Linked DNA regions of Homo sapiens: regions 2 and 3 are each linked to region 1. Evidence: chromatin loops called from intact Hi-C (ENCODE). Cell type or tissue: heart right ventricle. All regions are shown on one strand.

What was found. Hi-C counts contacts between places; a loop is a spot of excess contacts. Peaks named below come from ENCODE experiments on the same cell type or tissue, not always from the same donor. Only the 100,000 strongest peaks of a DNase experiment are listed, where the experiment ranks them.
Region 2: a loop joins it to region 1, with 23 times the contacts of the local background. A loop is called at or near these places in 53 of 110 quality-filtered maps.
Region 3: it touches region 1 in a loop (16-fold over the local background); 36 of 110 quality-filtered maps call a loop at or near these places.

Annotation. Positions count from the first base shown.
Region 1 is chr1:3,421,071-3,429,070 of GRCh38, reverse strand. It overlaps PRDM16 (PR/SET domain 16), which reads right to left. Exons shown (of 17, transcript NM_022114.4): 13 at 3,321-3,490; 14 at 2,846-3,020. Among named protein-coding and RNA genes, the nearest start is that of ARHGEF16, 30 kb to the left of the region's middle. RefSeq lists an enhancer at 7,907-8,000. In heart right ventricle, a CTCF peak has its summit at 4,195 (motif pointing right); DNase peaks (open chromatin) are centred at 4,200 and 5,410; H3K27ac peaks cover 3,117 bases.
Region 2 is chr1:2,818,870-2,826,869 of GRCh38, reverse strand. No RefSeq gene overlaps it. Among named protein-coding and RNA genes, the nearest start is that of TTC34, 21 kb to the right of the region's middle. In heart right ventricle, a CTCF peak has its summit at 4,696 (motif pointing left); a DNase peak (open chromatin) is centred at 4,709; H3K27me3 peaks cover 4,139 bases.
Region 3 is chr1:2,871,437-2,879,436 of GRCh38, reverse strand. No RefSeq gene overlaps it. Among named protein-coding and RNA genes, the nearest start is that of TTC34, 74 kb to the right of the region's middle. In heart right ventricle, a CTCF peak has its summit at 3,331 (motif pointing left); a DNase peak (open chromatin) is centred at 3,321; H3K27me3 peaks cover 4,530 bases.

The sequences.
Region 1 (8,000 bases):
TTGGCAAACCTTGGCACTCTTCGGCCCTCCTATGTGACCCTTGGCCCTCCTTGGCCATCCTTGGTGACCTTTGTCCCTCTTAGGTGACCCTTGGCTGGGAGGCGCATCACCCTGACCTCTGTCTCCATTTTCCCTTGGCCTTCTCCCCTGCGTGATTTTCTCCAAGTGCCCCCTTTTTAAGAGGCCGTCAGTGCCGCTGGATTGGGGCCCACTCTACCCAGTGTGGCCTCTGCTTAATCCCTCCTTAAAGACCTTATCTCCTAAGAGAGTCCCATTCTGAGGTACCGGGGGCTGGGACTTCCACCTGGGAATGCTGAGGGACATGATTCAACTCAGGGGTTCACGGGGCTGCAGGACCAGGACTCCTGACAGAACTGGATCCTTCCTGATGGCGGAGGGCAGGAGCTGGTTCTGCAGGAGGCCCAGGGAACGTTCCCGCCACCCCAGGGACTGGCTGCCTATGTCCACCTTGCCCTGTTCTCATTTTCGTCAGTGACGCAGGGGCTCTCAGGACCAGGCCAGCTGGACCCGGGGACCTTGCCTCAGCAGGACGGGTCTTCCGAGGGCCTGAGTCTGAGTCCGTCTGAGGCCGGCTGTGCCCGTATGTTCTGAGGTGTGGAGAGCCTCCCTCGTCCCCACCCCTAGGGCTGTGAGAAGCAGGGCACTGTGGGCCTTGCCATAGGCGAGGGGGAGGCCCGGCCACATCTCTTTCTCTTAGAGACAGCCTTCTGTCCTGGTGGGTCTCCTGCAGTGCGGCCGGGCTGCACCCTAGCTCGGGGTCCTGGTGGGTCTCCTGCAGCGCGGCCGGGCTGCACCCTAGCTCGGGGTCCTGGTGGGTCTCCTGCAGTGCGGCCGGGCTGCACCCTAGCTCGGGGTCCTGGTGGGTCTCCTGCAGTGCGGCCGGGCTGCACCCTAGCTCGGGGTAGGGGGGCCTTGCTGTCCTCCAGGTGGTTCAGCCTCCGCACACGCTCCTGGTCCTGGGCCCACCCCGGCAAGGATGCCATTGATGAATCCTCACTTGTTCCTCGCCTGGCCTTACTCTGGGAGCTGCAGCTTAGGGGATTGTGCCTGGGGACGGGGCTGTGGGGCGTAGGTAAGGCCTGGCCTGTGGCGCTCATGGGTCTGACACGCAGCTGCAGGGAACACGAACAGCTCCCATGCGGCTGTCTCAGCGTGGCCAGGGCAGAGTTCCTTTCAGGCCATCGTTCCTGGAGCCCACTGGGGAATGCCGGGACAGCCTGGGGGCTGCAGAGTAGGTGGGGTTGCACTGGGGTGGAGGTGAGGCTTTTGGGACCACGGCCCAGAGCCAGCTTCTCCCCCCGCCCCTTCCTCTGAGCCCGCTCTGGGCTCTGATGGATGAAGATGCTGAGGGCCCTACAGGTGAGCTCACCTTCCTAGGAGGGGCACAGATTTGGAACGTGGCTTTGCCAGAGCCAGTGTCCAACTGCCTCCTGTGTTTATTGCTTGGATGCCTCTTTCCCAGGTACCCCCACTCTCCTAGAAGCAATGACAGGAAGACGCAGCCCTGCCCTGGAGGAGGGGATGGGCTCTGAGGGAGCTGGGGTCTCAGGGGGCTTCTTCTTCACCTACTGGAGGTGGTGGGGAGTGAGCTGGGCCCTGTGGGTACAGAGCCTTAGACCGCCCATGGCCAGTGCGGTAAAAGCTTGGGATCTGGCTCTAGGTTCTGGGCCTGAGCAAGACACCCCACTTCTGTGGGCCCCGTTTTCCCTTCTGTAGAATCAGGGGATCACCCCCTCAGGCCTCTTGGAGTTTGGAACACCTTCGGTTCTCTGCCAGCTGGCTGGTGTTAGCTTTCACAAAGGAAGCAGCCCCGCTGGGGTGTCTGAAGGCTCCCCCAGAGTAAGTGAGGCCTACGGAGCCCTGGTATCCCAGGTTGCACAGAGCATGCGCCGACATTCCTGGATCCGAATTCCACCATCGTTCTGCTGCTGTGTGTCTAGACGCACGTGCGCCCATGCGTGTACATGTGTCTCTAGGTGTACGCACACGGCTGTCCGTCACGCATGTGTATGTGCACACACTGTCCATGTGCATGTACTTGCATGTGTGCATATGCGTGTGTGTAGATCTAGGCAGGCATGTTTATGCACGCACATGTTATGTACACGTGTGTGCATGAGTGCACGTGCATGCCCGTATTTGGGGACCTGCACGCAAAGGGCAGAGCACACAGTTCCTGGACTGCCCATGCCCAGACCACAGCCCTGTCCCCAGGCACGTCCTGCCCTGTCCCCAGGCACGATCCCCTAAACTGCAGCTCCCAGAGCAAGGCCAGGTGAGGAACAAGTGAGGATTCATCAATGGCATATGTATACACATGTATACAAACGTGCATCTCTGTGTGCATATGTGCATGTGAATGTGTACATGTACACGGGGCATACCTATGTGTGCATGTGTGTGCGTGCATGTGTACACATGTGTATGTGTGTACATGTGTGTATAAAGGTGCAGCATTTTGGTTTGGAAATCTTTAGTGCCTCAGATTAAATCAAAATGTCCTTGAGTGTCAGCGGCACAGCTGAACTTGTGCCCGGCTCGGTCACCTGGCTAGTGTTTTGCACACACATATGTTAACAGTGAGGTCATAAGCCCAGGGGTGCTTACTCTCATGACTCTCCAGGTGGAGGAACTGAGGCAGACAGCGCAGCTTCCCCAGGTTCCCAGAGCCCAGGGGCCTCACCCTCTGTGGTGAGGCCCCCACTGCGCCTATCTGGATGTGTTAGGGGCTGGTGCTGGGGTGGAGGTGCATGTCCTCTGAGGGTGGCCACGCAGGGCTGTTGGCCGGGTCCAGACTTTCCCCAGCCCGCGATAGTTTTCTTACCGTTTCTCTGTTCGCGTTGATGCTTGGTTCATCTCACTATTGGCAATAAAGTTTCTGATTTCCGAGAAATAAGAGTCTTCTTTCTCGTCTAAAAGTGCGTGGTTGTCCGACTCTGAGGTGGGAGAGGACGCGCTGGTCCCCAGGTGGTTCGTGAGGACCCCGGGGTGCTGGCTCACTGCGGAGGGGCGGGAGCATCAGGGGGCGGCCTCTCGCTGGACCCCTCCCTCCGTGGGGCAAACCAACCGCGAACGGGGTACACCTGGGGTGCTGTTAGGGAGGCAGGTTTCTTAGGGACACCGGAGAGCACGAGGTTCTCTTTAATGACCACGGTTTGAGGGGTGCCTGTTGGCTTCCTGAGGGGTAGTCTGTGGCCCTCTTCCCTGCCCGGCGCCCACTCCCCTGCTGTTCCCCCTCCCCCTCTGTGGGGCCTGCCCGTGTGGGTGCTCTGGGGGCTGCCCCACCCCGCGTGGCCCACCTGGTGCGTTCTCGTGCTCGTGCTTCTTGAGGTGCCGGTCCAGGTTGGTCTGCTGCCCGAAGCAGCGGTTGCACAGGTGGCACTTGAAAGGCTTCTCCTTGTTGTGGATGTTCCGGACGTGCCGCTGGAGGTTCGAAGAGATGCTGAAGGAGCGGTCGCAGTACTTACACCTGGAAGGGGCACACGCGCTCCTCAGTGCAGGCCCCGGCTCTGCATGGCAGGCCGGGCCACAGAGGGTGGGGGGAAGGGAGCCCGCGCCCCTGCCCCGTGCCCCGTGCACAGCTTTGCCCCGCCGTGTCCCGGAGGTTGCTGGATCTCCCAGCTGCAGAGCCAAAGGCATCCTGGGGAAGCTGTCCCTAGAAACAGCCCCGGCTTCAAGAAGCAGGGGTTCACGCCTATAATCACAGCACTTTGGGAGGCCAAGGCGGGTGGATCACGAGGTCAGGAGATCGAGACCATCCTGGCTGACATGGTGAAACCCCGTCTCTACTAAAAATACAAAAAAATCAGCCAGTCGTGGTGGTGGGCGCCTGTAGTCCCAGCTACTCTGGAGGCTGAGGCAGGAGAATGGCGTGAACCCGGGAGGCGGAGCTTGCAGTGAGCCAAGATCACGCCACCGCACTCCAGCCTGGGCGACAGAGCGAGACTCCATCTCAAAAAAAAAAAAAAAAAAAAGCAAGCAGGCGTTCACCCTCCTACTGTTCTGTGGCTGGCTGGTGGATCCCCCTGGAGTGTGCCCCGTGTCCCCTGGGCAGGCGGTGCGCCCGACCCTCCGGCGTCTCCTGCCCTCTGTTGTCTGGGTCTCCCTGGCCCCCAGGCCGCGGGGCCGGCAGGTCTGCAGCCGGAGGGCGACATGCTCCTTGCAGCCTCCAGAGGGCGGCCTTGCTCCATGGAAAGACACTCGGCAAGGCCAGTTTCCCAGCCGGAGGGGCTCCACAGACCAGCTCCCAGACCAGCTCCCTGTGACCTTCCTCCTCCACCCCTCGAGGTGGCTGGGGGCCCCTGGGCAGGCCCCACCTCACTTGGAGCCTCAGTTTGCCAGTCCATTCATGGAGGGCTTGGGGGCTGCCCTGGATGTTGCCACTTGTTGGCTGCCTCCTCTATTAAGGACACAAAGACCACACTGGCCCCTTTGGGCACTGCCAGCTCCCGGGCTCGGTTTATCTTTATTCCCCCAGGGTGGGCAGGGCTGCTGCCGGCCTGCACCGTGCACGTGGGGAAGTTGGGATGAGACCCCCTTCCTCCATCTGGCCTCCACGGCATCAGGCAGAGCAGGACTCTAACACCCTGAGTTTATCAGAGCAAGGCCCCTTGCGGCTGGAAAGTCGTCATAATGAGCGATCGAGGAGGGCTGCGTGTGGAGGGTTCCCCTCAGTGTGGGGCCCTTGGGCTGGGAGTGACCTTCACAGCCACACGTGGTGACCCTGCAGGCAGGGAAAGGGAGGGTTGTTCTCTCCCATTTTTAGAGAGCGGGGCTGAGAACTAGGGGGCCTGAGCGACATGTGCATTGAGCAGCAAGAAAATCATGCCTGAAACGAAGAGGGGGAGCTGGGGATGAGCTAAGGAGGAACCCCATGAGCTCTGTAGATGCACGTGCGCTGCCTCTGTGAAGACAGCCTCCTCCCTGGGGGGCATCCGGCGGGGGGCTGGGACTGGCTTACTGAGAGGCACCCGGCTGGGCTGGGCGACGGTGAAGGGAACCCTGACTGCATGGTTTTCAGTTGCACGTGGGTGCTTGGCATGTGCGTGTGTGCCATGCCTGTGTGTGCACACTTGTGTGTGCTCTTGGTCATCAGAACGCCCGCAGCGGTGCTCATCTGATCCCACAGGCACACACGCACTTGAACATTCTGTTTATATGATCATGCGTTTTCATATTTTGAAAACAAAGCAAGCTCCATGATGCCCATGGCACAGCACACAGAAAGTCTACCCACTGCAGCAGGATCCTGGCCGGGGGGGCCTGGTAGCAGCTGGAGACCAGGCCAGGGCCTCTGTGGGAGCCTCTGTGGAGGCACCAGGATGGGGCAGGGTTTGTTCACCCGGAGTGGGTGTGGCTGTTCTAAGCACAGTGGCCTTCGTTCCCACAGAGGACAGGACTCCGAGAGGCCCCACCCCGCCCCGACCGGTGCCGGTGGCCCGCTCCAGAGCAGCATACTGGTCACATGCCCTTGTCACATGGATGGGGACGTGCCTGGTGACACTCGGGAGTCCTGGCCTCCCAGACCGGGAGGGGCTGTGTGGCTCGGCCTTCTCGGCACGGTGCTGCCCTGTACAGGAGGGGCCTGGGCTGGTGTTTGCTATCACAAAAGCCTGGCGAGGGAGTCTGACCTGCCATCAACACACCCGCAGGGGCCTCCCCAAGGCAGGAAGCTTCAGTCCCACACCTTCCGGGTGCTGCTGCCGGGCCCAGGAGCTCAGCATTCCCCACGTGCAGGGGCTGCGGCCGTGAGAAACTGTCCTTGGAATCTCAGAGCCTGCGAGTCTCCCCCAACTCCCCAGGCTGCCTGGTAAAACCTAGCAAGTCTGAAAATGGGTCCCCTAGAGAACGGGAGGCAGTCCTGGGAGAAGGGCACTCCTCTCCCACGCCTGGCCGAGGCATATCCCCATCCCACTTCGTCCCAGCAAACTTCCCTGGTGCTGCCCTAAGGCTTCATCCACTCAATTCCTGAACCTTCCAACCTTTGCCGGAGGCCAGGCTCACTCTGGCCTCTTCAACAGTAGACAGGAAAAGAAGCATTGGTGATCGAAGTCCCTGAGCTCCCCGAAGTGACCCTCAGCCTTCTCTGCTCCTGATCCCAGGGGCCTGGCCTGTGGGCTTCTTCTCTGGGAGCCCCTGCTCCTGCCCGGGTCAGCTGAGCTGCCTCCGGGCACCCGGGTCCCAGCGTCTCCTCCCACAGCCCAGTGACAGGCAGCGCCCTGGCTTGGACTGGCCATCCACAAAGCCTGCCCTGGGCGGCGCTGCAGTTTTGTTTGACTCGGCCTGTGAACTCACACAAGAATAAGGCCGAGGATGGAGCCCTTTCGGCAGCAGGGTTGGAGATGCTTGGGTGCCCCCCTACCCGACGTGTCCCACACAATCTCCCAGAAAGGAGGGATTTTACACCCTCCAATGCATTTTCTCACATCCCCCACCCTGACACATCCTTAGACTGGAATGGTGGTGCCTGGCCCTGGGACCGCCATGCTTTTGAGGCTGACTGACTGCTGAGAAAGGACACACTGGACTCTGCGTCTCCAGCCCGGATGCAAAGCACCTGCCAGTCTGAGCATTCAGGCTCTGCCCAGCCAGAGGCTTCCCACCCAGCTGGGGCCATGTGCCCCTCTGGCATGTTGAGGCAGCCCAATCTGTCTGCCTGCCTGACTGTCTGTCTGCCTGCCAGTCTGCCTGCTTGCCAGTCTGTCTATCTGCCTTCCTGCCTGTCCATCTGCTTGTCTGTCTGCCTGTCTGTCTGCCTGCCTGTCTGTCCATCTGTCTGTCCACCTGCCTGTCTGTCTGCCTTCTTGCCTGTCTGCCCTGCCTGTCTGTCTGCCTGTCTGTCCATCTGTCTGTCTGCCTACCTATCTATCTATCTGCCTTCCTGCCTGTCTGCCCTGCCTGTCTGTCTGCCTGTCTGCCTGCCTGTCTGTCCATCTGTCTGTCCACCTGCCTATCTTCCTTCCTGCTTGTCTGCCCTGCCTGTCTGTCTGCCTGTCTGTCCATCCATCTGTCCATCTACCTGTCTGTCTGCCTTCCTGCCTGTTTGCCTGTCTGTCTGTCTGCCTGTCTGTCCGCCTGCCTGTCTGTCTTCCTGTCTGTCCGCCTGCCTGTCTGTCTGCCTGCCTGTCTGTCTTCCTGTCTGTTTGCCTGCCTATCTTCCTGTCTGTCCGCCTGCCTGTGTGTCTGCCTGTCTGTCTGCATGTGTGCTCAAACACGGCTCATTCAGTTCCTGGTTTCTTTGGAAATGCAGAGACTTTTGCAGAAAGTCCACCTAATGGCTCTTGCATAAACCCTAGCAATTGTGGATCCGAGGTAAGAAATGGGATTGGAAAAGAAGCTTGTTCATAAAACTGGAGAGCAAGTCCCTTGTGTGAAGCTCTGGGGCCGGGGAGAGCCACGAACAGGGCTGTGCGTTCAATTTGGTTGCAGAGAGCCCTGAACGTGGCCCTCTCTTGCTTCTAATCTAAATAAATGGCCCAGACAGAGAAGTCCATTTGAAATTTAGGGGAGCCGTGAGCCCAGGGCTGCGAGGGAGCAGAGTTCTCCGAGCAGCTGGGGTCTGCGTTGTAAATAAGCTGACAAGCGGCCAGTGAAATTGATGGTCTCACTGCGTAAAATAACACGCCCGTGAGCTCCAAAAGGAAGGAGAACGTGCAGGGTAGCCTGGCCCTGGTGCAATGCGGAGGGCCTTGAGAGGACCTTGCTGTGACCGTGCCTGCTGCACTCCCAGAGAAGCCATTGGCAGGGGAACAACAGAGTATGGGCAGGTCAGGGGGGGTGGCCAGGGCCCCCGAGCCCCTGAGCACTGGGCAGCGGCATCCTTCCTAGGATCCAGTGAGGTCTCCTGCAGCCACTACAGGGGGATCTGCTTTTGGTGACTGTAAAAGTGAGGGAAGAGGAAGAAAGAAGAGATTTTGAAACCCAGCCGTAAAAATACAACTAAAAAAGAAAGGACATGCACGGGCCGCGTGCAGCCCCCG
Region 2 (8,000 bases), 600 kb after region 1:
TGGGAGCTGGCACAAAGACAAGATGGCACGGCAGTGCCTACCTGGGCCAGGCTATGGCCTCTGAAACAGCCACTGTCTCCCTCTTGCTTTCTGGTTTTTCCAGCAGAATCTCACCGTTGGAAGTCGGCTCCTCAGCTTAGGTGGACGTGGACCCCACCCTGGTCCACCCCACACACCTCCTGGACGAGGGAGATGGCCCAGGGGACAGGGATCTCCGGACTGACCTGGGAGCTGGGCTTCCCTCAAGCCCCTCAGGAGGGCCAGGCCTGGAGACAGCAGGACCCCCACGTGAGGACACGGTGCATGGGAACCAGAGAGCCCTGTCCCAGCTGCTCCCAGCAGGCGCGATCCAGAACACTCTCTATGGCCAGAGCTTGGCCAGCACCTGGTTGAGTTAATGCCACCACCAGCGTCCTGACCACAGGCGCCTTCCTCAAACGCCCCTGAGGGGCTCGGAACCAGCACAGGGTGGAGTCCTCGCTCCACTCCACCAGGTCTTGTGTGAAATCCTCAAACTCAGCTCGGTGGCGCAGACCTGCCCGCCGTTCTCTGCCTACACTTGGCAGCCCCTGTTGGCACAGGCATGAGAACATTCTCCACCTGGGGCCCAGGGCTGCGGGGGGTGACCTGACTGAGGAAAACTGGCCCCTAAGAAGCAGCGTTTTAGAAAACCTGACCACAGCCAAGCTGTCTCTGCTCTCGGCCTGGCAGTGTGGGAAACTGCAGGTTTTTCTTGCTGCACCTCAACAAACATCCCCCCATGCCCTGCCCGGCTTCTGCCCACCAGTGGGGGAGCCACAGAAGAGGGGGTTCCTCTGAAAGCTGAACCCCCCCCCCATTAGGGCTGAACTCTGGCCCTGCGTTGAAAAGGTGACTTAGGTGAAATGACGTCATAAGGGTGGGCCCTAATCCAGGTGTCCTTACAGGAGGAGGTGAGGACAGATGCATGGAGGGACGCCCCTGTGAGGACACAGAGAAGGCGGCATCTACCAGCCACAGAGAGGCCCCTGGAGGAGCAAGCCCTGCGGCGCCCTGACCCTGGACTCCCAGCCTGCAGGGCCGTGGGAACAGTGCTGTGTAAGCGTCCAGGCTGTGGTGCTTTGCTGTGGAAGTCCCTGCAAACCGACCCCACTCCACTGCTGCTTTCTGGCTTGAAACAAACAGAAATGTTTGCAAGCTCCCTCTCCAGATCAACAGTCAGGGGCTATTGTGCTGAGTGTGGAGGGCGTCCTGAGGCAGAGCCCCCGAGGGTGGCACCAGCTGCAGGGAGGGGTCCTACCGCAGCCCAGCTGGGGATCTTCTCCAGCATTTACCTCGAGTTGGTGTGGACCGGAGCCTGCTGCCAGGCTGGGTTCCCTCGCGGCCATGTAAGTTGGCCCCTTTCTCCCTCCATCTAGGGAAGACACTACATTTTACCTTTTCTTACCAATGGTGACCCTAGTCCCAGCCTTCTCTAGGAGCCTGACTTTGACCTCACCTCCAGCAGCCCATTCTGCCCTGGAAAGCAAGCCCTCACCCCCACAGAGCTTAAGCCCCTGCCTGCAGAACAGGGGACCTAAATTGAAGCAGGGGACCACACAGGTGACCCCCAGTCAGAGACACCCATGGACCCCAGAGGCTCTCCATCCCCAGGGAAGGTGCCACCAGGCATGCCCTCACCTGGCCCTGGCCCTGGGGAGCTGCAGACAGAGAGACCAAGCTGCCTGGTGGGAGACAAAGCACCCTCCATCAGCCAGGCAAAGTCTCCCCCCATCAGCCCAGAGGGGCAAAGTCCCCCCTCCCCATCAGACCAGAGGGACAAAGTCCCCCCACCCATCAGCCCAGAGGGGCAGGCTGTGACCCTTTCCCAGGTCCTGGGGACAGAGTCTTCTCCCCACCTCCTTCCTGGACCCCCTGTACTGGCTGACCCCTTAGTGCCACCCCCCCAAACACACACACACACACACACACACACACACACACACACACACACACACACTCACCGAGATGCTCTTTTGGCAGAATAAGCCCCAGGTGACCTCAGAACACCTGGACATGGGGCAGAGGGAGGAGAGGCAGCCAGGATTCGCCCCCCAGGCATCAGCTCCAGGGCAGCCCCAAACCAAGGTGGTATCAATGGGATAGCTGTCCCCACCCAAATCTCGTGTGGAAATGAAATCCCCAGTGCTGGAGGTGGGGCCGGCGGGAGGTGCTTGGGTCCTGGGGGCAGAGCCCTCCAGGTTTGGTGCTGTCTTAGCGACAGATCTGGTTGTTTAAAGTGTGTGTGGCAGCTCCCCTTCTCTCTCTTGCTCCTGCTCCCACCACATAAGGCACCTACTTCCCCGTCGTCTTCCACCGTGATTGGAAGCCTTCTGAGGCCTCCCCAGACGCAGATGCCACCGTGCTTCCCACACAGCCTCCAGAACCGTGAGCTTTTCTTGTAAGTTACACAGACATGGGCATTTCTCTACAGCAGTACGAGAACAGCCTAATGCACACGCCTCGCCCAGCAGCGGCTCCTGGGCATTTGCTTCCCCTGGGGCTGGGATGTGCCACCTACATTGAACTTCCTCATTAGAACAGAAGACGAAAACCCCGAAATATCCAAAGAAGGAAGGCAGTCAGCTGCAATCCCAACACCCAGAGACGGCCCGGTGAGCTCTCAGAGCACATGCTTCTGGGTTGCTCTGCCGTGTTCTCAGGTGGACATGACAGGACTGTCCACCCCATCTGTGGTCAGCTGAATGACAGTCCCCACAGATGCCCACGTCTCAGTCCCCGGAACCTTACCTGGCGCATTCGTCAGGGCTCTCTGAGGAAGCAAAACCAGCAGGCTGTGTGTCGGGGGGAAAGGGGATCAGGAAGGCCAATGGAGCCCACCATCTGCCATCTGCAGCCTCGAGACCCCGCAGGAGCCCCTGGTTTCCTTAAAGCTGAAGGCAGAGTGAATTCCTTCTTATCTGGGGAGGGGCACCTCTTTAGTTCTCTGCAAGCCTTCCCCTGGTTGCGTGAGGCCACCCGCATGACAGAGGGCAGCCTTCTTTACCCTGTCTACCTGTTCAAATGTCAATCTCACCCAGAAACAGCCTCACAGACAGACACAGCCAGAGTCACACTGACCAAGTGTCTGGGAACCCCACAGCCCCGTCAAGTTAACCCATAAAAGTAACCATCACGCCTGGCAAAGGGGACTGTGCAGAGGGGGTTAAATTGAGGTTCTTGAGATGAGGAAATTATCCAGGATTATCCAGGTGGGGCCAGTGTGATCACTGGGCTCTCCTAAGAGGGAGGCAGGAGGGTCAGAGCGGGAGGACATGCGGGTGTAGAAGCAGAGATCAGAGAGAGGGACTGGAAGGAGCTGTGCTGCCAGCTTTGAGAACGGAGGAGGAACCACAAGCCAATGAGCATGGGCATCTCTAGAAGTGAAAAGGCAAGGAAGAGATTCTCGCCTCGAGCCCCCAGGAGGAACCCGCCCTGCCACACTTTCATTGTAGGACTCTGACTTCCAGAATTCTACAATAAGGAATGTGTGGTTCTAAGCCTTAAGTTTATTTCAATTTTTATAGCAGCCAAAGGAAAAAACACATCATTCATGTTGTTAGTAGAATAAAATTCCATTTGATGTCTGTGCAATAGTTTCTCGGCTGTTCCTCCAGTTTTGAAGACTTGGTTGTTTCCAGTTCCGGCATCGTAAATAACACTGCGATGGACATCTTTGTTCTCAGAGGCCCCCGGCATTTTCCATTGCTTTTAAGGCAGGTGCCCTATGGGTTTCCAGAAGCCCAGCCCTAGCCCCACCCTGTCCACTGCAGCGGGGGACTGGTGAGGAAGGGGGTTGGGGGCCAGTGCTCATTTGCGACCCTTTCAGGGTGACCTCGTCAGCTTGAAGGACAGCTTGCCTCAGTCCTGGCCTAACGTGGGGATGGGGCTGCGCTCTCATTTCCCCCAGGCCTGAGACAAACTCTCTTTCAGGAGTGGTCCTCGTCCGGCACCAAGGTCCCCGAACCCCTGAGAACTCGCCACTTGCAAGGGCCCTCCTGTCTGGAGAGCACAACCTGCTCACGGCACAGCTGCCACGCACCCCCTTCCTGTCCTGCAACCACCTCCCAGCCTCTGTCCACTCTAGACCCCAGACAGGAGAATGGGCTGCACCCACCATGTTGTGTGGGTCTCGTGAGCAGGAGGCCAGCCCCTCCCCCAGACATGTTTCAATGCTTGTCCAGTGGAGCAGAGACCCCTGTGAGGACAGGTGGAGGGGAAGATCCAGTCAGAAGGAGCTGGTGGAAACTTCTGCAGGAGTAACAGCAGGACCCCTCTGCCCTCTGCGGCCCAACCATGGTTGGAAGCTGGATGGGGGCTGCACTTGGACTCCAGACCACAACCCCTGTGGCCGCAGGCCCTGCCGCCCAAGCACCTCCTGCCCACCTGCCCTGTTTCCTCACGCCCTGGAGAAGCCCTGGGTGGCCGTGCTTTCGAGCACCCCCCAAGCCCAAGCCCGGTATGTGGGCCGTGAGGATGCTCAGTGCAGGCCCAGCTCCAAGGGCACCGGCCAGGGTCCCCACTGCACCCTTCCCACCCCAGGTCCAGGTCTGAGGCCCCTCCCCTGCCCTGCGCAGTGGTCTTCCTGCGGCCTGAGCCCCTCCCCAGCCTCCCCTTGACTCGCACCTGGAGGGGGGCTCCGGCGTGGACAGCCCAGCTGTGCGTGGTGCGTGGCCGCCCTCTGCTGGTGTCCACGAGCAGTGACCGCGGGAGGAGGTGGAGCAGCCACCCGCCCCGCCCCAGTGCACACTCTGGGCCCTCCAGGGCGCCTGCCAAGAGGGGCAGGGCCAGGACTCAGGAGCAGTCGCCGTGAACTCTGGAGGGATCCCCAGTCCCTCCCTCCACAGCCTCGGCCGAGGCATCGCTAGCCTCGTTGCATTGAGGAGAAAACTGAGGCACAGCCGAGAGACAGCCATCTGGAGGTGGAGCTGCTCGGCCCCCACGTGCCCACCTTGAGTGAAAGCACCTCTCTCCAGAGGGGACATCTCACCCTGGACAGAGGGAGCCACATGAGCATCAGTGCCCTCCCCACCCCCTTGCCCAGATGGAGAAACTGAGGCCTGGAGCCCCAGGCCCCATGTCCTGGCCGGCCCCTATCAAGAGCTCATCCTCCCACAGGGCAGTGATCCGGGGGCTGCCTCAGGCAGGGACGCTCTGGAGGGAGGCCCAGAAGGGGGTGTCTGGTGCAGGGGAAGTAGAGGGCTGAGCAGGGCCTCAGCTGGTGGGGCTGGGACCGCCCTTAGACCCCATAAGACCTCTTCCCCAAAGCAGCTCCCAGGTGGGCTGGGGATTTCAGTGGGTCTGTCTGCAAGGGAGGTGAGTGCGAGGACCGGCTGCAGCCGTGCCCGGAACAGGCCGGCCGGCTTCAGGGGTCTCCCTTTTGCGCGTTGCTGGGCCATCCCCTAGAAACTGGTTCCCCCCAGGCCCATCCACCCATGAACCCTTCCCTGGGTGCTGCATCTGAGCACACGCGGCTGCAGGGCTCTGCAGAGTCAGGCGGAACTGCAGGCAAGGCCTGACTCCACCAGTGTCCAGCAGCCACCCCCAAGCTCACAGACTCTTTTTCCCAGCCCACTGTTCCCCAGAAGCCACAGAGGCCTGGCACTGGCCCTGGGACCCTCCTTGGCCCCCTGAGACCTGGCTGTGCTGTTCTCTAGAGCTGAATGCCAAGCCTGGCTCGGAGGTTCTGACTTCTGTGTCCCACCCTGGTGCCGCCCCCAGCCATAGCCCCTTCAAGATGCCAGGGTTCAGCAGGCAGCCGGCAAAACTTGCCAGCCGATGTAGCTGAGCGGCTCCTGGCTCCAGAGACAGGGGCCTGTTGGTCTTGGTGGGAAAAACATCAGGGTCAACTATTTATCTGTCCTGACGGCAACAGCTGGGCCATTTCTGTCCCCTGAACCATCACTCCTGGAACATCCATGCAGCTGGACGCTGGCCAGAACACGGGCAGGACTCAGACCCAAGGCTGTGCTCACCTCCACCCCTCACCAGAGACCTGGCTGCTAAGAATGCGGGGCCACTACCGCACAGTCCTCCTGGTCCAGCACTTTGGCCCCCTGCCTCCAGATCCCCAATGCCCTGGACCCCCCATCTGCTGGCTCTCTGGCCTCCAGCCCCTCAGTCTCTTATCCCCCAAGACACTGACCCTGGCCCCCTGGCCCCCTGGCCCCCTGGTCCCCTGAACCCCTGGCCTCCAGCCCCTCAGCCCGTGGTACCCCAAGACCCTGACCCTGGACCCCCGACCCCTGGACCCCTGGCCCCCTGGCCTGGGACCCACATGCACAGTGGTAGGAGCATGGAGGGCGCTGGGCCAGGCCCACACTGCACACCTAGGACTCCTAGGGCAGCCTCTGTGAGTGACTCTTTGGGCCTCTCCGCTGACTTGGGGTCACTGCCATGGGGAGAAACCGAGGCCCCTGAAGTGAAGGCAGGTCCTGGAGCCAGTGCAGGTCAAGGATCATGAGGGCTGAGCAGTAATTGGGGCTGAGCAGTAATTGGGGCTGAGCGGCAATTCGGCCTGAGCGGTAATTCGGGCTGAGCGGTAATTCGGCCTGAGCGGTAATTCGGGCTGAGCGGTAATTCGGCCTGAGCGGTAATTCGGGCTGAGCGGCAATTCGGGCTGAGCAGTTGCAGATGGTTTTCTCGCTTCACTCACTCACTCTCGTCCTCCTGGGAGGGAGATCTTGATGCCTCCACTTTCAAACATGGAGAATCGGTCACGGGGCAGCAAAGGGACGGGGAAGTAGTGGAGTCAGTCGTGGACGCAGATGCGCTGACTCCAGAGCCCCATAGGCACACGCTTGGGCGCTGCACCCAGGGAAGAGATGTGGTTGGGCGGGGCAGGGGAGCTGAGTCCCAAGGTCAGGACATGGCAAGGTCAGACTCAGGAGGAGGGAAAGAGCTGCTCCTTCTGGAACAGAAAGGAAGAGGCCGCATCTATCCTGGGGTTCACAGGGCATCCCCAGAAAAGACAGCTGTGTGGCAGAGCCAGACAAGGGTGCCCACCAGGTGTGCTGGTGTGTATGACGGCAGGTGTAGGGGTGTGCATGCAGGTGTGTGTGTGCAGACGTATGTGTGTGTGCATGTGTGTGCCAGCAGGTGTGGCTGTTCATGTGTGTTCATATAGGTGTGTGTGTGTGTGCAGGTGCGTGGGGGTGTGCATGTGTGTGCATACAGGTGTGTGTGCAGGTGTGTGTGTACATGTGCGTGCAGTGTGGCTGTTCATGTGTGTGCAGGTGTGTGGTGTGTGCATTCATGTGTGTGCACACAGGTGTGTGGGTGTGCAGGCGTGTGTGCAGTTGTGTGGGGGTGTGCATGTGGGTGCATACAGGTGTGTGTGCAGGTGTGTTGGGTGTTCATGTGCATGCAGGTGGGTTTGTGCAGGTAAGTGTGTGCACCTGTGTGGGGTGTGCAAATGTGTGCATACAAGTGTGTGTAGCTTCCAGGTGTGTGCATACAGGGTGTGCAGATGTGTGTGGGTGTGCATGTGTCCATGCAGGTGTGTGTGCGCCAGTGTGATGTGTGCATGTAGGTGTGTGTGTTCAGGTGTGTGTAGGGAGAGGGGCTGCAATGATTGGATCACTGAACATAGGCACTGGTCACATGACCCTGCACAAATTCTTGGACTTCTCTGTGCCTCCGTCTCCTCCATTTTAAAATGAGAATAGGGCAGACCGAGGTCTTGTAGGCGTGAAGCTTTTCAATTTGGGAGCCCACTTTAAGAGAAAGGATATAAAATTACGCACAGTGCCTGGAAGAGGCCCATGCAAATGAGGACCCTGAAATTAGCTTTCCAATAAATCTGTCCAAATGGGGAAATACAGCCACCCTTGGAGGGTGCCTTGAGATCAGAGACACGGCAGGATAGGACTGTGGGAGCACCTGCCTAGGAATGGCGCTGTCCAGGTGTCAGGTTTCACTAATGGCCTGGGGTACACACATGCGCACACATGCGCACTCACATGGATGGCATGCACCTGAGG
Region 3 (8,000 bases), 550 kb after region 1:
CGAGCCTCCCGCCTTGGCTTAGGCCTTGGCCACCAGGAACTCAGGGACCCAGCTGTCCCCTGAGCTAGGCGCCCACGTCCCCAGCTGAGCCACATCTTGTCCCTGAGTCCAGGCTGCCTCCTGGAGACCCTGTGCCCCAGCCAGCCCACGCCTGGGTGCCCCTGGGCCCACCAAGGAGTGGCCCCGGCTGCACCGGGGGGCCTGACTCACAGCACTCCCCTGCACACTCGTGAGGGTCCCTGCTGCGGCCCAGAATCCAGCTCAAGGTCAGAAGCGGCCCCCGGTCTGCCCCTCGGGGACCTGCATGCAGGGGCCACATTGTAGTGTCAGGATCAGGCCCACCAGGTCCAGCAGGACCCATAAATCACACGTGTGCCCAGTGCCCGCTCGGTCACTGTAACTACACGGTGGCTCGGGCGGCCCCATTTTTCTATTGGCTGTGACAGCTCAGATAAATCTGTCCAAGCCAAGCCACTATGGGCAGCAGGGCATAGCGAGGACGGGGCAGCCAATCCAGGTGTGTGCTGTCTGGAAGCCCCATGACCGGGGGACGGTGGGGAGGCCGTGACCTTGTGGTCACCCTCGCTGAAGAGGCCCAGGGGCTGCCAGAGGTGGGAAGTGAGGCGGCTTCCTCCCTGTCCCCTTGGGGGCTGAAGGACCCGGCCGTGGCACAGAAACGCTGCTGCCCTTCCAGCCTCGGTGGCCATGCTTGTGTGCGAGGGGCCAGAGGGACTTGGGGCCCCTGACAGTGGCACCCAACCCCTGGGATCCTGCCCAGCACCGCCCTGTGCTTCCCAGCCTTGCACCCGCCCCTTCTGGCTGTGTGGCCCTGGGCCAGCCCCTCACCCTCTTTAGACCTCCCTTTTCTCACCTGCAGACTGGGGACACGGCTCCCACTCCAGTGCAGTCAGGACCAAGCCGGGGGCTGCTGAGAGCTGTCGCACACACAGGAGACTTTGGCTGTCCTTATGAGCACCCTGCCATGCCAGGGGACCAGTCATGAGCTCAGTAAATCCCTCTACAGGGGCACTGACATGACAGAAACCAGCCCCAGGACGGCTGCCCCGAAAGGACCTCACCCCGCCTCCCCACTCTGCGTGCCTCCGCTCCACTACCAGGGTCCTCTCTGTCCGCTCGGCCCACCTCCTTTCCTGGACAGCCCACCCCTCACTGGTCTCCTGAGACCCATCCGTTGGCCACCCCTGGCCCACCCCCACAACAGCCAGCAGCCAGGGCCAGCCTGCCCTGCCCAGAGAAGGTGGGTGACGCAGATGGGCCCGGCTGCCAGGAGCTGTCCCCAGACATTAGATGACCAGTGCTGGCTCTGTCTGTGTCTCTGAGACTCCCCCAAGCTCAGGTCTCTGCACCCCACCAAGGGTTGTTGAGTGACGAGGGCAAAGATGGTGGCAGCCAACCCTCCTGGGGAGCCACACACCCTGTTCCCTGCCAGCCCTGGAGGTGGGAGCTCTCCGTGAACCCCATTCCTGCCCAGGCAGTGCCCAGCCCAGAGGTCTCGAGGCCCAGTGGGTCTACATGGTCACGTGCCTCCCTCTGTCTCACGACAGGCCACAGAACCTGCAATGAGGCCTGGGGATTTGCAGATTCCCGTGGAATTGCGGCAGAGCCGGCCCCAGGCCCAGTTCCCAGCTAGCTCAGCAGGCACCCACCACCCATCCTCCTGAGCTCTGTTCACGCCGCGTAACCTGTGGTTCTGTCCTCAGAACCTGGCCCCTGGCTTTGCCTGGTCACCATCAGCATGGCACCTCCTTCACCCGTGTCCCGGGATGCTATCCTCTCATGTCCACTCCGCCTCTGTCCTCCTGACGGTCCCCAACGCCGCCTGCTCCAGGCCACTCCGCCTCTGTCCTCCTGACGGTCCCCAACGCCGCCTGCCCCAGGTCACTCTGCCTCTGTGCCTGGGCCTGGTCAGCCTGACCATCTTCTCAACACCATCTCTGGTACCAGCTCGGGAAACCCCTGGGGTCACACCAGCCCCCAGCTTCTCGGAGGATGGAGGAAGGGGCTCCACGGCTGAGGAACGGGTACTGCTCACACCGGACAGGGTGCGTCTGCGGTGTGTCCAGGTGGAGGAACGCCAGGAGGACTCTGGTCAGCTTACCAAAGGCATGTCCACAGAGCGGAAGGGAGTCACTTACCAAAAATACTGCAGGAATAGGGCAGCATTGACTGAACCCCACTCCAAGGAGGCTCCCGACTCAAAGCACAGAACAGTTCAAACGCCCATGCGGGTGGGGACTGGTCACCTTCCACGCTCCCGGAGCTCCTCCTGTTCCCAGCAGGCCAGGAACCAGGCACAGAGTGGGCAGCAGAGGCTCGTGCCAGCCGGTGGAGCGGCGCCCGGCCCACAGCTGTAGAAATGTGTCTACAACCCCGGGAAGGGCCCCAGGCCCCTGGACCAAGTGCTGGTCACCGACAGGCCCATCCGCACAACCCACACACGAGGCCGTGGCCAGAGACAAAGCATGTGGCCCACTTCAGCCCAGCACCCCTGGGACGGCCCCTCCACTGAGTCACCACGTGGCAGGGTCATGTGAGGCACCTTTGAAACCCCGGAACCCTCCTTGAAAGACGAGCCCAGGGGTGGCTGACGGAGTTAAAGGTCCTGAACTGGGAACCCAGCTCTGTTCAAAAGCCAAGGTCAAGGGAGAGAGGACTCTGAGGAGAGGGATGCCAAGGAGCCCCTGAGCACAGCCAGGTCCATGCCTTCTCCTGTGGCTTTGGGGACCCCTGCCCTGGGACCAGCAACCGTGGCCTGGTCAGCCCCTGCAGTTCTCCCCTCCCACTCTGATGGGGAGCCTCCGTTTCAGGGCCGGTGAGCAGCCAGGCCAGTGAGCCTTAAGCCCTTCCTCCAGCAAGGAAAGTGTCGCCTCTCCACTGGCAGCAGCTGGCACAGGGTGGATGGGACAGGCGGTGGGCACCTGGTTCCCTCCCTCATCCCCTGGGAGTGACATGCCAGCGGCCCGGGCCCCCAACCCTTCCATCAGCCAAGAGACAGAGGCCGCATCCCTTCCATCTGCGCCGGATCCCCGTCCACTCTCGACACCCACCCCCCATCCTTGATAGATAATGGTTTAATAAGTGATCTGTTTTTTATTTAAAGGGTCGGCAGTAAAACCCAGATCGCATTTCTCACTCGGTGGGTTAAAAAACCGCTTACGCTCATTTCTGCAATGTAAAGCGACACTATATCAAATCAAACATTTCCAGATGTGGCCAGCTTGCGCGGAGGTGCGGGCGGCCGCCGGCAGGCCAGCGAGCGGGAAAGGCAGGCCAGGCGCTGGAAAGCAGGCCAGAGACACCACCTACTGGCCGGCCAGGCGGCACCGGGCCCAACTCCCTCTGCGGATGCAGCAGATTCCTGCGGGGTGCGAGGGTCTGAGGACCCTTCCCATGAGCGGGGCCCGGAGCAGGGCAGGGGCCAGGGCACCCTCGGCTTCCAGGCCAGGCTAGCCACTCAGCCCAGGCCTCTGTGGCCACGTTCTGTCTCCCAGCGGCCACCCCTGCCCACGGCAGCTGGAAGAGTGCCTGGAGAGCCCCGGGGAGAGAGGAGTCCAGCACAGAGCACTGATACAGTGTCCAGGACCCACTGGGAGGCCCAGAAAGCGGGGAAGACCTAAGAGAGGCTGATGGGGCTCCTGAGCTTCCTTGGCCCCTCCTCAGCTGAGCACGCTAACCTGGGGCCCGGCCCCACACCGGGAAACGGGAGTGGGTTTGTGACATCATCCTATGGATGGGACCCCAGGCCTCAAGGAGCCCCTCGTCCTCCAGACCACAGGACCAAGAGCACCCCAGGCCAGGCCACCAGGCGGCTCCATTCAAACAGAAAGAGGAAGCAGGGTCTTGGGTCCTGCAAAAGCCCCCAAAAGCTGCAGCTACGAGACAGATGCCAACCCATAACCCACACGGCTGCACAGAGGTGACAAGCACTGGTGTGAGGGAACCTGCCGGAACACCTTGGGGCGGAGAGTTCTAGAAAGCCCATCCTCCAGGGGCTCCTGGACCCACCCAGGCCGTCTCTAGGGGTGGGGAGCCCTGGAAACACATTCGCTGGCAATCGCCCTAAAACGCATTCCCGGGATTCCCCCCACAGTATGTGGTTTGCCCTTGGAATTAAAACCAAGGCCAACTTTCGATTTAGCGATAGAGTTGTAAACTCTCGAGGTGTATGGAGGCCTGACCGACCCCAGAGAGGAGCCCGGCTCTATCAACAGAGGCTCTTGGAAGCAAATTTGGGATTTGGTCCAAAGCCTGTGGAGTCACCTTTTGTGAGATCTGCCATGCGTCTGTGTGGGTCACGGGTGGGGCTGGGTGACAGGAGCCCCGTGAGCCCCACCCTGCCCCTCCTTCTAGAGGGTCTTCACCCCAGACACAGCACCACAGAGCCCAGCGCCTGCCCCACTTTCTGCGCCATGATGTGGGGCGGAGGGAGGGAAACCGAGGATGGACAGGAGCCAGCTGGCCCGGGAGGTGCCGTCCTGCCTGGGTGGCCCAGCCAGGGACGATCTGGCAGAGCCAGCCGGACGCACCCTCCCCCAGGCTTCCTGCAAGGCCAGCCCTTCCCCTCCACCCTGCAAACAGGAGTGATAGAGAGTCCTCGGGGGTCTCTGAAGTGCCAGAACTCCCCCTTCCCCCTCTCTCTAATGTTGTGTCTGCAGGACGCAGACGTCGGCCAGCTGATGCCTGCAGCCCACTGGCCACTCCAAGCCCAGCTGGCAGAGCTGAAACCATGACGTCACCCAACAGAGAACTAAGTGCCCCGGGCCTCTCTCTGCCCCACCCAGCACCCACATGGCTCACATGCACACCCACAGGGGCCGTGTCCTGTAGACTCTGACCTGGGGGCTGACCATCCTCCCCTAGACCCCTCTGAATTTTGCCCACCAGGGTAGAGAAGGGTCCGCCTGCCTTACGTTGGGGTTTTATATTTCCCAGTGAAAGGAAATTACACCTGAGACGGTAGGAGGGAAATGCTAGACTGCTCTTGAGTGAAATACCGCCTCTTCCAAGAAGTCCTCCTGGCTTAACAGCCCTTCAACCCTGGCCCCTCCTTCCTACTCCAAGATATTCTGGGACAGGACCTGTGTTTTTCCCTTTTATTTTCTTCAGGACCTCACCGCCGTCACTCCCAGCCCTCCCTAGTTCCTGGCACAGACTATGCTTCTGCCAGAGGGTGTGGGGCAAAGGCTGACCAGCAGGTGGGTTGTTCTCCATACAAAAGCACTGGTTGCATTTTTAATAATAGCATTGGGTGAAACGTGCCGCTGCCTCTGTCGCATGAGGAAGGCTTCGTTTAACGAGCATCGGGTGCCCCCTTTCCACACAGACCCCCAATCCTGCATCACCCCAGCTCAGAGCCATGGTTGCCCCCCAACCAAGCCACTCAGGGAGGCCAGGTAATGCTGGGATGGGCCCCTGCCTGCCCTGGCTGGCCGCTCCTGACTCTGAGACTTAAGCAAACCCATGCGCTGAAGCCACCTTGCTGTTCACATTTTGTGTTTTCACCAGGCCTCCTTCTGCCCCACGGCTACCCCTGCCCAACCTTCCGGCACCGCCTCCAGCTAGACTTTCCAGAGGCAGGCTGGACAGACAGCAGTGCCTCCCAACACCTCTGCGTCCTTGTCTGAGACCATAGGATGAGGAGAGAGAACCCATGTCCAGCAGCCACTACAGGATTAAACAGGGAGAGGCAGGTGCGGGGCCACTGCGGGCACCCCAGGGGAGCAATTCCTGTCACCGTCACCATCATCACCATTGTTGCCATCATTGCCATCGTCGTGGTTTTGCCCAGTAGCTGCCCGTGAGCCATCACAGTCTCACCTCTCTCCCCAGTGGCTGCCTGTCCCAGGCCTGGGCGGAGGCTGGGGGGACCTGAGGAGTGGCCGTCTCTGTCTTCCAGGCCCGGACAGCCTCAGAGGGCAAGTGGAAGGGGTCGACTCACCCAGGGGAGAATTCGGAAACCCCCCGGGATCCATCCAGGGACTCAGAGAGGAGGAGGGTCTGGTGGAGCCGCAGGGTCTTCAGGAGGGCTTCCTTGAGGGGGCAGAACTGGAAGAGAGAGCAGAGATTAAACCTACGCCAACAATCGCCCTAGGACAGAGGAACCTTAAAGCATCGCCTCAGGGCACCTCCAGGAGACAGAGAGAGAGAGACTCCAACCCCAGGACAGCAGCACAGCCCTCAGAGGAATCCAGGCCCAGGGAGTTGGGGAGGAGGAAGGGTCTCCTGAGCCGATATCCAGGACAGAGCCACAGCCTGGAAGCCACATTCCTTAGTTTCACTTCATCTTGTAAATAACGCTGCAGTTTAGGGCTCCACATTTTTTAGGCAAAAAGAAAGAAAGAGAAGAAAGAAAGAGAAGAAAAGAAAAGAAAGAAAAAGAAAGAGAGAGAGAGAAAAAAAGAAAGAAAGAAAGAAAGAAAGAGAAAGAAAGAAAGAAAGAAAGAAAGAAAGAAAGAAAGAAAGAAAGAAAGAAAGAAAGAAAGAAAGAAAGAGAAAGAAAGAAAGAAAGAAAGGGAAAAGAAAAATCTGGCCAGGCGCAGTGGCTCACGCCTGTAATCCCAGCACTTTGGGAGGCCAAGGTGGGTGCATCACCTGAGGTCAGGAGTTCAAGACCAGCTTGACCAACATGGTGAAACCCCATCTCTACTAAAAATACAAAAAATTAGCTGGGCGTGGTGGTGCATGCCTGTAATCCCAGGTACTCGTGAGGCCGAGGCAGGAGAATAACTTCAACTCAGAAGGCGATGGTTGCAGTAATCCAAGATTGCACCACTGCACTCCAGCCTGGGTGACAGAGCAAAACTACATCAAAAAAAAAAAAATCCTCAGGTTGGCAGGCTGGGGAGAGCTTGCAGCTGTAATAAATGGAGCTTATACTAATAGGGCATGGGCGGGTAACAGGTGCCTTTTCCTAGGCTCTGAGGAGCACTTGGAAAAGCAGAGGGTCAGCCCCAGTGCCTGGGGGCCAGGGGACACAGGAGCCCTCCTACAGCAAACACTCAGACAGGCCAGGTTTCACACCCTCCACACGCTGTCACCCCTGGCTGAAGGTGGACATTTGGCTCATGCTGCCCCTCCCGCACCCCTGCCAGAGGGATAAGCTGCAATTAAGAAAGTGGGAAGCAGTGGCTGGGCACCCCTCAACTCAGAGAGAGAGAGGCTGGGGACAGTCATGCCCTGGCCTAAGGGAAGCCATGCTGGGGGCCCAGGTCCTGGTCCCTGACTTGGAGCTCAGGGGCAGGGATGAGTCTCGGAGGTGTCTGGGCAGTGCCAGCTTCACCTGAGGCCTCACGGGGAGGACCCACCAGAAAATGCTCTGCCGTAACCCCATTTCTGCCTGGCTCCCCGGTCCTCATCCCCAGAAGGCCCCTGGGACATGCAGAGAAGAAAGGGGGGCTCCTACCCAGCTGCCTAGGCCAGTCCTCCCAGGCCCCTCCAAGCCACACAGAGAAGCCCTGGAGAGTGACCAAACCAAGGGACTCCCTCCGGAAAAGCATGTTCAGGACAGGAGGCTTCTGAGAGGTGCTGCAGAGGCCCAGCCCTGACCAGCCAAGCTGCCCGGCTGGTGCCCAAAGCCCTTGGGGACTTTGTCAGGGATGAGTCACAAAGTGGTAAATTGAGGGCTCTTTCTCATATCAGCTCACCCCCCAGGTCCCTTCACCACCCCTTAGAAGGAATGTTCTAGTAGCCCCTTCCAGCTTTGGAGTGTTTAGTTTAGTGAGAGGAAAATATGAAGAGGCTGTGAGAGGTGGGAAGCGAAGACTGCAAAAGACGAAGTGTGCTCCAAAACTCTTCCCGGCCTGACCTCAGCCTGAGCTTTCCTCTGTGTGGGGAGGAAGTACAGCCAGAGGAGCTGGGCAATCCAAGGCTGCACCATGAGGTGGAAGGATAGCTGGGCCATCCAAGCCTGCACCATGAGGCGGAAGGATAACTGGGCAGTCCAAGGCTGCACCATGAGGCAGAAGGATAGCTTGGCTATC